2 separate regions of the Homo sapiens genome follow, and region 1 is linked to region 2. Evidence: chromatin loops called from intact Hi-C (ENCODE). Cell type or tissue: OCI-LY7. All regions are shown on one strand. Each heading gives the region's core, and the rest is flanking DNA. Links, peaks and the distances in the headings are about the cores only.

Region 1 (7,531 bases), core at 1,742-6,741, 460 kb after region 2:
GAATGTAATATAGTAATAATATATATCTGCTTTATTCGCAGTTCCTGGCACAGTGTTTCAAAATACCCTGGAATTTCCTGAGTGATAGAAGTATCTTTTGTTATTCATAATGAGCACCTTTTGACCATACCAGAATTTAGGCTAATGAGACAACTTATGGGAGAGGTGGGGATCTAGGTAGCTTCAGGATAGGGGCTGGTTGCTGGAGGAACCAAGCACATAATTAGAGGACTGAACTTTTCAGCCCCACACCCCACCTCTGGGGAGGAGAGAGGGGAGGGGATGGGAATTTAGTTCAATCACATAGTTAATGATTTACTCAATCATGCCTACATAATGAAACCTCCATAACAAGTCTTGGACAGCAAGGCTTGGGGGCACTTCTAGGTGGATGAACACATTGATGTGCCGGAAGAGTGCCACACCCTGGTTCCATGGGAGATGGTATGGGATCTCTGTGCTCCTTCCGCCTGCATTGACTCCCAGATCTTGACCCATACATCTCTTCCATGTGGGTATTTCTGAGTTGCCTTCTTTAATAAAACTGCTATTGTTAAATATAATGCCTTTAGTGAGTTCTGTGAGTCATTCTTGTGAATCACTGAAACTGAAAGGGGGTCATAAGAGCCCCTAAATTGATGGCTGGCTGAGCAGAAGTGTAGGCAGCCTGGTAACACCTGGGATTTCCTGTTACTGCCTGAAGTGAGGATAGTCTTGTGAGACTGAGTATCTTAACCTATGGGACCTGTGCTAACTCTAGGTAGTTAGTGACAGAATTGAATTGAATTGCAGGACAGCCAGCTGGTGTTGGAACATAGGGAATAATGATGACAACTGATGTTTACTGTGCACTTACTATGTGCCATGTGCATACAAATCTTTCATGTGCATTTTCTCAGATAAGAACTCAGACCCCAGCCTGCTCCCCAGAGTTGATGGTTGCAGGTTTGCTTCTCTTTACAGCATGGATAGATCCCTCTATGTTTATAGGTTTGAATCAGGTTATACACTCCTCAGGATGGCTTCAACTGGCAAGGGATTCTACAACTTGTGTTTTTGGTTTTCTTCTCTACCTGCAGCCCTTCAAGCAAGCAGTTACAGATCTGTAAACACTCCAGGGATGCTATTTAAAGACAGTCCTTTGTAAATCAAGGAGCGCTTCTGAAACACAAATGGATGTAATCACCCCCTAATTTGCTTGGTTTGTGGGTTTGGAGTTGCTTGCTTGCTTTATTTAGTCTGTTTTGGATCCTGTTGTGGGCTGAGAATCAACAGCATCAGCTATAAGTGTGTAGGCACTGGCTGTATTATGTTTTGTTCTGTGCAATGCCAAGCATGATGCCAAATGTATGATTTTTTTTTTTTGCAGTACCGTAAATTACATATCCAAGTGAACATTGTCCTTCAAAGTTCTCATCTTGAGAAGGTACTTTCCCTGCACCCCCACCCCACCTCTGCTTTGAGTAGCCAGACCACCACTTCAGCATCCCTCTTCTCACTCTCTTTCCTGAGCTTCTGAGGGTTCTTCCAGGGCAGGGACTGTGCTGGTTTGACTTTGTATTCTTACACATAGCACGTGATTGGATCCTACTCACTCCCACTCTCCCTTGCAGGATGTCCCCATTTCAGTCAATGGGCAAGAATGCAACCAAGAAGAGAGCTGCAGGTGTCAGAGGCATTTGAACCAGAGCAACTCCATCTTGAATAGGGACTGGGTAAAATAAGATCTGCTGGGCTGCATTCCCAGGAGATTAAGACATTCTTAGTCACACAATGAAATAGGAGATCAGCACAAGGTACAGGTCATGAAGACCTTGCTGATAAAACTGGTTGCAGTAAAGAAGGCTGCCAAAATCCACCAAAACCAAGATAGTAATGAGAATGATCTCTGGTCTTCCTCAGTGCTACACTCCCACTGGCGCCATGAGAGTTTACAAATGCCATGGCAATGTCAGGCATGGTCTAAAAAGGGGAGGCATGAGTAATCCATCCCTTGTTTAGCATATCATCAAGAAATAACCATAAAAATGGGCAACCAGTAGTCCTTGGGTTGCTCTGCCTATGGAGTAGCCATTCTTTTTCCTTTACTTTTGTAATAAACTTGTTTTCACTTTATGGATTCACCTCGAATTCTCTCTTGCATGAGATCCAAGAACCCTCTTTTGGGGTCTGGATTGGGACCCCTTTCTGGTAACATTCAGGTGCAAGGTGATGGGGACTTGAAATAGGGTATTGGCCATGGTGATTGAAGAGGCAGACCAGTGTGTCACTCACTCATTGGATGTATGGGATGTGGCAGTGAAGGAGAAAGAGGTCCCTCTTACAATCTCTCACTACAATGCTTAGTGACCCTTCAGAGCCCTTGCCATGCTTTGTGATCACAGTCATTTATGATTGTTTTTCCATTGCCTGTGTCTTAGACTGTGAGTTCCAGGTGGGCAGTGGGTAGCAGCTGGCATACGTAAATGACAATTTACGGAATGAATAAATGACTAAACAAATGAATGAATATGTTCTCTCCTGATAAAAGCCACATGCTTGCTGCATCCAGCAGTTGGGCTCCCTAATTTTGTTCTCAAGCTTGAAAGGTGGAAGTTCTCACAGGGTCCCTCAGAACCCATCATAAGGAGTCCAAGTGCAGAACACAACTGCTCAGATTCACAGAAGACATCACGATCACATCCCGATTTGGGGCCAAACTGAGACTGAGCAATCATCTTAGCCCAGGAGTCTTGCAGTTCTGGAGCCCAGGGACACTACTGAGAATCTGACAGAAGCTACATGGCCTCTTTCCTTCCCCAAGTGCATGTATGAACATAATTTTGCCCAATATTGCAGAGATTTCATTGACCACACATGGACCAGCCCTTAACCAGTTCTGGGTTAAGAATCCATGATCTCTAATCCAAGGCTCTAATTTTAAAAATGAGCCCAGAGGGCTGAGCGCAGTGCCTCACATCTGTAATCCCAGGACTTTGGGAGGCTGAGGTGGTGGATGTGAGGTCAGGAGTTCAAGACCAGCCTGGCCAACATGGTGAAACCCTGTCTCTACTAAAAATACAAAAATTAGCCAGGTGTAGTAGCACACACCTGTAATCCCAGCTACTCCGGTGGCTGAGGCAGGAGAATCACTTGAACCCGGGAGGCAGTGGTTTCAGTGAGCCGAGATCATGCCATTGCACTCCATCCTGCCCGGGCAACACAGTGAGACTCTGTCTCAAAAAAAAAATGAGCCCAGAGAAGGGAAGTGACTTACCCAAAATTAGACAGATGAAACAAAAAGAAAAGAACCCCTTCTTTGAAATGTGAGTGGTCAGGTCTTTCTCATTTTCCCAGACCCCTCACTTTCTCTGGACAGAGACAGCCAGCATATTCATCCAGAGCTGAACTTTTCCATTTAAAATTCTTTATTTAGCATGGAAATGCATCTTCAGAAGTTTCTTCTGGATCAAAACCTCCCCAGGCGTGGTTTGAAGCTTTAAGAAGAGAAGAGCTGCACACTGATGTGTATGTGTTGGGAGAGTTTGGGGGAGGGTGGTTTCTGTTGTTAGTTGGGGGAAGTATTTTTCATTTATATTCTCTTTTTAGACTGTTTTCCCAAGTGATTTCTGACTCAGAGTGGACCAGAGCTCAGTTCTGCTCCATAGGATTAGTTAACAATCTTTGACAGTGCTGCATTCTCAGTGGAAGTCAGGCTTCCTGCAAAACACTGAATTATTCACACCAAACAGGTCACATTTGCTGAAGTAGTAAGTAGAATTTTGTGTGTCAAAGAAAGACTCATTAAATTGAGTGCTTCAGTAAAGCAAGCACCACTGGGGTTTAATTTATTGCTGCTGCTTGACATCTGCTTTCCCAAAGTGATGGGGACTGCCTCTACCCACGTGGGCAGACAGAGTGAGCCCATTTCTGGCTGTGACTAGAACACTTGTCTCATGAGGGCCAGTCCCAAGCTCTGTCCTTCACCCATGATATCAATGTTTGGATCATAGAACCTGCTATACCCAAAGCTCTGTGGGGTAGAGATAAGACTGGTTGTTTTTTTGGATGAGGTGGGCGCTCTCACCCTAGCATCCAATAATGCTGTCTTTACAACAAGTTATTTGGTTGCAATAAATGAACATTTTATTATATTAACCCAGGTAGAAGGAGTTGACAGGTGGACAAAGGTAGATCTCATCAGAAGTCATCAGATGACTAGGTTCTCTAGCCTTCCCTCTCCCTCTCTGTAGATGTGTGATAGAAAGAATGAATATATGAACAAATGGATGTAATACATGAATAAATAGGAATCCAAGTGCATGAACTATGGTAGGTGGCCACACAACTTCTGCTTGAATATGCTCCCTGACAACCTGGATATAGCCTAACCTAAGTTTCTGCGAGAGGTGGAAACACATGTTGCTGTCCATGGTCCTAAATAATCACTGAGCACAGTTTTTGTTTGTTTGTTTTCTCCTAGCACTGCCTCAGCACATCCCAACTGAGCATCAGGTGGCCTATAGAGATGGAGGTAAAATTGCTGAGCTGGAAGTCTTGGCTAATGCTAGCATCTGCATATTCAGTTCTAAGCAGTTCAAAGCCCTTCTCAGTTAGAGTCTGCAATAAGTGCCTTGAGTAGGCCCAGGGGATCAAGCAACCCAATTAACCTGCTTTCACCCCAGTGTAATGTGCCAATTTTTATGAATGTGTGTGTGCATGCATTCAGCATCCAGGTATTCAGAGGGTAGCCTGCTGTTCATGTCAGCATGTCTCCAGGCAGAATGCTCTCAACTTTCTTTGGCCCCCACATTTCAACTTGCAGAAATAAACGGAGAAGATTTGCAATCCAGTGTGTAGTTCACCCTTCTTAAAATCTTGCAGCTGTCACCAGAATTCTGTGGCCCTGTCAGCTCCTCAATTGGATCTAAGAAGGGTGGTGTTCAGGTGCACTATTGTTGTTCTAGATATAGACTTTGAATGTTGGAACATCCAGGATTAATCCTTGCTTTCCCCTCCCCGTCAATAAGCTGGAGCTACAGTGACTACTTTGAGGGCATTTCCCCTTACCCATCATCCCCTCCTCTGCATTTGTGTTATGCTATTATCTTGCACCATAGCCCTCCCCCTGCCACTGGTGATTGGGCCAGGCACTTACGCCTGATGGCCAATCAAACCATCTTTCTCAGAAATTTGGGATTAAGATTGAGAGGTGCTTATTAGTCTGTGTGGGCCAATCAAAACACCTTTCCCAGAAATTTGGAATTAGGATTGAGAGGTGCTGGTCGGTCTGTGCTGTCTGTTGGCAATGGTATAAGCATGGGAGCTAGGGAGAAAAAAAGAGTGCCTTCCTCAGACAAACCAGTTTTCAGACAGGTTGAGAGAGAGAAGAATAAAATAAGGAACAGAGTTGGGGCCCAGGGAACATGTGACAGAGTTATTGCTAGACAAACAGAGAGGTTTCCCTTAGCATGGAATAGCATGGGATAGCATGCCTGGGATAGCAAGGCCCCTTCCCAGACCCCACATATCAGCAGAATTAACACTTTGGAGATACTTCTACTCTTTCTGGAAACTTTCTAAGTCCTGTCTCTAGAGCCTGAAACCTGCTGGGTCTGTCAGTGCCATCCAGGCAGGGTACCCCAAACTCAGACCAAGTGTGTGAACTCCAGTCTCTGCTCTACCCCACATGATTCTCTCTGACCCTTTTCTCTATGTACTGGGTCAACCAGATGCTCCAAAGATTAAAGTTGTTCTGGGTACTGTGGCCTAGTAAGCTGATAGTCTCTGCTAGCCAGTGTGGTACTTCCTTAATGGCACTGGGTGCAATTGGTCCACAGAATGGTGCCAACATGCTGCTTTAGGCTGATGCACATTGTTTACAGAGACAGGAGATCCACAGTAAGCATTTACCTTGGGACCCGCACACCCTAGTGACATCCCTGCACTGCAGTTCTTGACAGCCTTTCATTTCCTGTTTCCAGTCCTTCTGGAAGTTCTATAAGGAATGCAGTACCTCCCTGTAAAATCTTGCTGTTTATTTCAGCCAGTACAAAGGAGCTGTTCTCTACAGTCCTGCAGCCAAATATTGTGTTGAGTAAGACAGCAGCTTCCACAAGCCTCTCCCCACTTAGAGCTTCCACCACTCCATCTAAGAAAGGGGATCATACTCCTGATATCTCCTTCACAGAGCTGGTTAGTGGGTTTAATGAGCTCATTCCTCATGCCTTTATTCATTTATCAAATACTGAGTACCTACTTCATGCCAGACACCGAAGATACAATTGTGGCTAGGCATGGCCCAAGCTGCTGCTTTCATAAACTTTATGCCTAGCAGGAGGAGGCAGGTAAGACCACACAAATATATATCTGTGGTGGTAAGTGTTATGAAGAAAAATCAGGCAGAATAGAGGATTGGTAATTCCTGGGAATGTGGTGTGTGTTATTTTCTATAGGGTGCTTGGGAGAGGCTTATCTGATGAGATTGCATTTGAGCAAAGACCTGAAGGAGATGAAGAAATGAGCCACGTGGACATATAGGGGAGGATCATCTTTGCAGAGGAAGTAGCAAGGGCAAATGCCCTGGGGCAGGAGCACATTTGGCATAATAGAGGAATAGCACAAAGGTCCATGTGGCTGGAACAAAGTGAAAGAAGAAGGGCATGATCAGAAATGCGATCAGGAGGTGAGGCGAAGAGCTGATCCTGTAGGACCTTGAGGGCTACCATAAGGACTTTGATTTTTCCTCTGAGTGAGACAGAAAGTATGGGAGGTTTTTGAGCAGAGAAAGGATGTTATTTTCACAAGATCATTCTGGCGGCTGGGGTTAGATTAGACTGAAAGGGGATGAGATGGAGGTTGGAATACGGACAGAAGCAAAGAGATCAGTTGAGGCTATTAAAATCATTCAAACAAGACATGATGGTGGCCTGGATCAGGGCAGTATCAGTGGAGATGGTGAGAAGTTTTGAGATTCTGGAAATATTGCTTTCAATGGCAAAAATTTCAATTACTTTTGCACCAGCCTAATATTTTGAAGGTAGGGCTTGTAGGTTTTTCTAATGTGCATTGTGAGAACTGTGCACATAAAGCACACACATACCACTGTGCTTGGCTAAGGGGTGGAGGTCCGGTGTGTTCAATCAAGGGTCCCCCACAGTCTCTGCCCAGGGAAATGTTTCATCTGCCCTTGGACATGGGCTATGGCACTAAGACATGAGCCTTGACCTCCATTCTACCCCTAAGATTAGAAAAGATAATAGATGCCATCCCTACAGCAGCAGATAGTAAAATAAACTTGATGGTCCTTCTCCTAGTACTCCTCACTAGGTACCACATTTTATCCTATTGTCCCCATGAGTAAGAAAATATGACCATTCTTATGGCATCCACTGATTTGTGTTCCCAATTATTGCATGCAATCTTTTATTCATACAATAAACATTTATTGAGCTGCTATGTGGACCAGGCACAGATAATACAGAGATTCCTAACATACGGACCCTTCCCCAAAGAAGCTCATGATCTGGTGAAGGAGACAGAAACTTATCAA
Region 2 (7,531 bases), core at 1,183-6,182:
GGAGAATCATTATCAGCTCTAGTTTAAGGAGCCCATGTGCTTCTCACCTCTGTCTCTCGCTACCTGGCATACCTGGGCCTTAGAACCCAGATCTTATTTAATCCTAGAGCCACCCCCTCCTCCCTTAATCTCTCTGCAATGTGGAATCTCAGAGGCTACTATGGAGTGGCTCGTTTTGCTAAATATGTATTTACCCAGCAACTTCTACAATCATCACTGGAGAGATGCTTTCCCAGCCGCATAGGCAGTGTTAATTCCAGGCGATGCCGACCTGCTTAGGGCAACCAGATGAGGTAAGTGTGGAGGGATGGGGAGGACACTCAGGGTACCTGCTGGAGTGGCAAGAGAGTGAGGCCAGAGAGACCTGGGGGTGGGGAAAACTGGCTCTGCCACTTAGCAGCTCATTGGCCCCCACATTGTCTCTTCTTGCCCTGATAATCCCTCTCTGAAGCTAGGAAGTTCCTTTAAAATACAAATCAGGGCCAGGCATGATGGCTCACACCTGTAATCTCAGCACTTTGGGAAGCCGAGGTGGGTAGATCGCTTGAATTCAGGAGTTTGAGACCAGCCTGGCCAACATAGTGAAACCCTGACTCTACTAAAAATTCAAAAATTAGCTGGGCATGGTACCACACCTCTGCAATTAATCCCAGCTACTCAGGTGGCTGAGGAAGGAGAATCGCTTGAACCTGGGAGGTGGAGGTTGCAGCGAGCCAAGATCACACCACTGCACTCCAGCCTGGGTGACAGAGCAAGACTTCATCTCAAAACAAACAAACCCCCAAAAAACCCAAATCAGATCATGTCATTTCCATGCACAAATCATGACCATGATTTCCCATTGATTTAGAATAAAATCCAAATTCTACCAAGACCCATAAAGGCTCACAGACTGGGTTCATCCTCTGCTCCTCAATATCATCTTTCTCCAAAACCTTGTGTTTGTATGTTCACGGCTCTCATCCTGCCAGGAATGATTTCCTTGTTTGTTTTCCTGGTTCTTGCCCATAGCGCATCCTGGATTTAAAATTCCTGCTTATTTTATTCCTCACTAGGAGAAGGACATGCTTATTTTATTCCTCACTATATGCCCAGTGTCTGGCACAGTCCCCAGAGACACAGTCCACACTTGTAGAATAAAAGTAGTAATGACCTTGTGCATGATGCTTGACTTCTTGGAACCTCAGTTTTCTCATCTATGAAATGGGAATATATTAGGATGATTTTGTAAGGTTATTATAAGGTAGAAACAGAGTTGTAAAAAGTGCATTGTGCATAGTAGACATTCAAATTAGCAGTTACTATGATCATTATTATAAAGTTGCAAGTTCAATACAGATCACTTTTTTTTCCTCCAAAGCCATTTCAAAATAAGTTGTCAAATCGATGCCCTGTCACCCCTGAATACAGTAGAGTCTATTTCCTTAAAATAAGGACATGCTCTTAGTGATCATGGTAAAATTGTTAGGTCAGGACATGAATCCTGCAACATTACACCCATCTAATCCTCAGACCCCATTCACGGTTTCCTATTTGTGCCAATAACGTCCTTTCCAGTGAAAGGATCCAGTTCAGCATCTACTGTTGTGTTTAGCTGTCCTGTCTCTTGGATGTCCTCCAGTCTGGAGTGTTCCTCAGTCTCTCTTGGACTCTCGTGATGCTTTTGGAGGGGACAGCCAGCATTTTGTGGAATGTCACTCTGTGTGGGTGTGTCTGATGCTCCCTGGTGAATAGATTCAGGTCATGCATCTTGGGCAGGAATAGCATGTGAAAGACGTGGCATCCTTCTCATGGAACCCTGTTGGATGGCATGTGATTACTGCTGGCATTCACTCTGGTCACTTAATTGAGGGGCCCTCCCCACAGGGGACTTCTCTCCACTCTAAAATTACTCTTTCTGTCTTCGCAGTATTTTTTGTGGGGAGGGTCTTTGAAATTATGTAAATATCCTATTCAGTATCAAACATTTACTTTATTCATTCATTTATTTATATCAGTATGAACTCATTCCATGCTAGTTTTTTGAGTGGGCTGTAATTCATTACTATTCTCATTTATTTTGATTCTCAAATCACGTCATTTTTGGCTGGTGAGAGCCACTTCAAGCTGGTGTCTGTGTCCCTTGATGTGACCCCTATGATACTTTGAATGTTTTCTTGCTTTCTGGCACAAGATGTTCCAGTTATCTTGTTTTTTCCTGGAGCCAGCCTTGGAATCAGCCATTTCCCTAAAGTGCCTTGATTCAATTTAGTGGAGAATATCTGGAAACAAAGATATTGGTGTAAAGTATGTTTATAGCTATTAGGGCAGCACTGATTCCAGGTCCTCTTAATGTGCAAATCTAGGGAGTACATGTGTGTGTGCACACATGTATGTGTATGTAGATATACACATGTACAAACATGTTTACATCTATATTTATTAGATTTTTTTCTCCATATTGGAAACCAGAAAGTCACGTTAATACACCTCTGACTCCAATCCATCACCATAGAGCTCATTCTGGTTCTCTTCCTTTCCACATTTGTGACTCCTTTCTCTGACAGTGAGAAATCCATTTATACTCAGTGGTCAATGTAACGATTCTCCTGTTTCAGCTGCCACCCCTTCCATGCATGGACACCCTTGTCACCCTACCTGTGCACTCTCATCCCATCTTGGCTGCACCCAGCATGGGCTCTGATGACTGTTATTATTGTTATTGTTGTTGTTATTTTCATCCTTGGTGGGTTGGTGGGGCAGTGGAGTGGATGGGGTGCTTATGTCATTTAAGTCACCTGCCCTTATTTGGCCAAAGGGACCAGGCCTGGAGGCTAGCAGGTGCATTTTTTTTTTAATATTCATAGAATGCTTCTACGCAGTCCCTCTAAGAGGTCAAAGCAATTTAAAAAATCCTTGATAATTACCCAACATTCCAAAATTGATGGCTGATTCCAAGTGCTGTGTGTTTTATTCTTTCACCTCCTCCGCAGAAATCAAAGGGAGGAAAAGTAAGTAGCAGCTGAAATGATCCCCCACTCACTTTCTATAAAGAGGAAAATTAGCTGCTCTAATAATCATGAATATTAATGTATAGCCAATTTCACTCAATTAAAATGATGATCTATAATTTTGCCTCGGAGCTTTATGGAGACCATTTCAATGACTACTGAGTAGAAGTTGGATGCTTTTTAAAGTTCATGGGTTTGGCTTAACTCTCCCATCCCCATTACTGGCTTCCATGTAGGATGGACCCCAATTCCTTCCTTGGCCAAATTTCTCAGCTTTTAGAGAATGCATTCTTTCTATTTTTAGGGTCCAGGATCTATCATTGCCACAGTGAGTTTATGAGATCTCGCACAGCTCACATTCATTCCCATCTTCTTGAACACTGCTTCTCGCACCTCTCTGATCCACAGGGTCCCTGGATGTGTACCCACTGGCCACATGTGTCCAGTGAGGTCCCACTTTCCCTATTCATAGCAAATTAGCTAAAGGGGAAACACCTCCCCATGTAGAGTCTTTATCCTGGGAATTTGGGATTGGGACTAAGACGGATTAATGCCAGAGGGATCCTTCCCTTCCCTTCCCTTTCCTTCCCTTCCCTTCCCTCCCCTCCCCTCCCCTCCCCTCCCCTCCCTTCCCCTCCTCTCCACTCCTCTCTCCTCCCCTCTCGTCTTCTCGCCTCTGCAGCACAGTCCCTGCCTTTTATACTTTGTCTTCTGTAGAAGTTGAGGATATGGTGTAGCTACTGACTTCATTTTTTCTCCTGCTCCTGGCTCAACCTTTAACTTTTCAGGGAGCTCTCCATGGTCCTGAAGTTAGTTCTAGGGCTCTGCAATAGAATTTCCTTATTGGCATCTTTTGGGTGGTTCCTTTTCAAAGGGAGATCACATAGAGTGCAAGGTCTCCACCTCCTACCTTGAAGTTCTCCCAGCCTTTCCTCTTCTTGATGGAAAAAGAATACCCATTTCTTGTTTCCACGCCAAGTTGCTAGTGCACCAGTTTCCATGACAACAGAGAGTGGGGAGTTAAAGGCCAGCCTCTCATTTATAGCAGAATTAAAAGCTACCCTCTTGGAGAGTGAATAATGATCTCAGGAGGGTCCTGGAAATTGAAAAGCATTGGTTTTTTATTTATCCATCCACGTAGTATGGGGCTCTGAGGGAGAAAATATGGGGGTGGCGGGGGAGTTTCTGTAAGGGCTTTTCATGGGGAGAAGCGTATGCAGTAATGATGTTGGCAATAGCAATGATAACACCTCGCAGGGTCTCCACATTTTAAAATCTGTGGCAGCCACTTTAGACCCTCAATATAGCCTGTGGATTTGATGCGGGAAGAAACTGGGACTTCAAGTGAAGAAGTGATATATGTGCCCGTTTCATGCTGTCTTTTTAGTGCCTGGAGCATCTCACTGCCTGACTGGGACTTCCCCAGCAGTACCTAAGCAGTGACTCTCCTCCTCATCAAAAGGTACTGGTGCTCTGTCCCATTCCTCCCCATCCCTGATAACAATGGCACCCCGAGAAGCCTGTCTTAGCTAGACAGCAATAGTGAATTGAAGGTTTACTCTCTCAGGCCAAGTTTACTGGTGACTCCAATGGCTAAAGAGCTGACACTTTGTCTGATTAGAGTTTGGTTATGGGTGCTTTCCCCCATTCTGCTTACACAAAGGGCTCCTTTTTTTCATTGACGTTGGGGCACTAGTTTTATGCTCTGTATATCCTCAGGACAATCCTAGGAGGCAGGTACTATTATTATCCACATTTTACAGTTGAAGATATGACTCAGAGAGGCCATGTAACTTGTCAGAGTTCACACTGCTAGGAATGCGAGAGCTGTGATTGGAACCCAAGTCACCTGACACTTCGGTAGACATGAGTATCAAGTCCAACAAGAGCCAGAATAAGTCCCCCAAGGTACTCAGCTTGCTTGAAGTCCAAGGACACTTCTGAGACTTAGTTAGGGTTAATTTCAAAGTTGTCTCCTTAATTGGGAGGGTTTGGATTGTAGAAAGGCTCATGGGGAGAAGGGCTTTGGGTTGGGTTCATCTAGGAACCGTTGCCCAGCACAGGGTGAAATGCAGCTGGCTGGGCAATAAATATAGAAGCTTCACAGTCGCAGAAAAAAATCCCTCAGTTTCATGCTTTTCCATTCTGGGAGGGCCTGGTAGCATCTTTAGACGTATCTCCTCATATACTAGAGGGCTGGGTGGCAATGTCAGTCTGCAAATTTATGTTTCAGAGACCCAGAGGTGTGATCTGGGTAAATAATTAGGGTCATGCTATCATAAGAGGTTAGGATTATCGAGTCTCAGAGCTAAGTGGGATCTTAGAAATAGCCAAGTCAAATGTATGCCAAGGTTTTATTGTGTATACCACCAGGGATACATAAGATGATTTAGTTGTTGTATTAGTTAGGATAAGCTTATGAATGCAGTAACAAGCAAACCCAGAAGTCTCTGTGATTTTAGACAATCAAGCTTTGTTTCTCTTACATAAATTCTGTTGGGAGTCAGTCAACCCTCTATGGTGGTGGTCCCTCATGCAATTACTTAGGGACTCAGGCTACTTTGATTTTTGTGATGCTGCCACCCCACATGTAGCTTCTAGGTCATGAAGGCACAGAAGAGAGCTGGTAGGCTGCACATGTTGCCCAAAACATGACGACAGATGCAGAGGTTAAAAATCTTTGCTCTATGATTGGCTTGTTTAGCATTAATTTTTGATTGGGTTGTAAAATATAAACATTTGTGAGATTTAGAAGATTAAGATCATTTTGATAGTATTATTTACAGACTTTAAATATGTGGCTATCACATGTCTGTGCAGGGGAATAAGTACTACATAAATAGCTTAAATAGTTTGCATCAGCGAAAAAAAATCTTTGCTCTAAATAAGAACTGACTTGGCTGGGTGCAGTGGGTGGTGGCTCATGCCTGTAATCCTAGTGCTTCGGGAGGCCAAGGCAAGTGCATCACTTGAGGTCAGGAGTTCGAGACCAGCCTGGCCAACATGGTGAAACCCCAACTCTACTAAAAGTACAAAAATTAGCCAGGTGTGGTGGCACATGCCTGTAATTCCAGCTACTTAGGAGGTGGAGGCAGGAGAATCGCTTGAACCTGGGAGGCAGAGGTTGCAGTGAGCTGAGATTGCACCACTGCACTCCAGCCTGGGCAACAGAGTAAGACTCCATCTAAAAAAAAAAAAACCCAAAAAACAAAAGGAATTGACTTGCAAGAAGGAAAGAGGAGGGAATTTACCAGCTAGGGGCTTGAAACCACCCACCTCATTTGGTAGTATATCATAATTACAGACTTTTACTTCCCCTGAGTAGAATCGAAGACCACCTCCAAGATTTGATTTTTTGTCAGCAGGGGAGAAGGTGCCTCAACATTCAGAGGCAGGGAAGATGAGGCATCACTCTGTCCAGTAGAGGGGAGGGAAGCGGATCTTGTAGTAAACTCCCAAAAGGCGACTTGAAAGAGAAACTGATCTCATCCATCTGAAAGATGTAGCCAAAGGCAGAAACACAAATGCATATACAAAGACACACAGATACACTGAGGCAGACACACAAAGACATTCCAATGTGTGCACACACACACATCCAAGCACACACAGGCTCACTCACAAAGATACAGCAACACTCGCTTCCTCTGTGTGTGTGATTCATCTTCCCAAGCTAGGAGGAGATGCTGAAAGGACCTGTGGTCCCATGGGGACCATGAACGAGGCCTGTAGTGTATAAATCTGGGGTCAGCAGCAGAATGGGCTCAACCATCCCCATTTCTTTCTCTCTGGTGCCCTATAAACATCTCCTGGTTCCTGCCCCACCTCCCGGCAGCAATCCTTACTGCCATCTCTCCCAGCTTGTTAGATTTAGGTGCTGGAGTGATTTGTTTCTTTTCTCCAAATCAGCCCTAGAAGCTGCCTAACAGGGGCAAATTCACCATTCAGGGAGCCTGCAGAATCATATTGCTTTCTCCTTCACTGAGAGGGAAAATGGGATTTTTAGGGAAACAGCCATGGTTGGTTTGACTTGATCCCTTTGGCCTCGCAAAGCAAGAGAAAGGGATTTCTGACACAGGGTAGGACTGACCCCATTCCTCAGTTCAGTGTGGACTTCTGAGCCTCTGCTGTGGCTACCCTTGCACCCGGGGCCTTGGGTCCTGGGGTCAAGAAAATTAAGGCAGAAACCAGTTGGTAGACTTCTTGGAGACTTCACTCATCCTATGGCATCCTTGGTGCCAGGAGGTCTCCAGTGTCATGGTCAAGAGCATCAGCTCTGCACTCAGCCTGTCTGGGTCTAAATCTCAGCTCAGCTGGTAAGAGGCTCTATGACCTTGAGCTCATTACAGAATTTCTCTGAGCCTCAGTTTCCCCATCTTTCAAATGGGGATGATAATGGTAGTTCCCTCATGGAACTATCATGGATACATGGCATGTAAAATATTTTAGTACACGGTCACATCCTGGGAGACAGAGTTCCAGAAGTCGTGGCTGCAAGAGTCAGGTAAGAGATACAAACCTGACTCAAAGAGGAACTTCCG

Evidence for each region. A loop is a pair of places that touch in the nucleus more often than their neighbours do. Peaks named below come from ENCODE experiments on the same cell type or tissue, not always from the same donor. Only the 100,000 strongest peaks of a DNase experiment are listed, where the experiment ranks them.
Region 1: it touches region 2 in a loop (2.8-fold over the local background); 26 of 110 quality-filtered maps call a loop at or near these places.

The regions. Positions count from the first base shown.
Region 1 is chr12:108,001,489-108,009,019 of GRCh38, reverse strand. No RefSeq gene overlaps it. Among named protein-coding and RNA genes, the nearest start is that of WSCD2, 120 kb to the left of the region's middle. In OCI-LY7, for the core only: no CTCF peak of the experiment used is centred there; no DNase peak of the experiment used is centred there.
Region 2 is chr12:108,464,771-108,472,301 of GRCh38, reverse strand. All of the region lies in intron 2 of LINC01498 (long intergenic non-protein coding RNA 1498), which reads left to right. Among named protein-coding and RNA genes, the nearest start is that of LINC01498, 5.2 kb to the left of the region's middle. RefSeq lists a silencer at 3,703-3,903. In OCI-LY7, for the core only: no CTCF peak of the experiment used is centred there; a DNase peak (open chromatin) is centred at 3,791.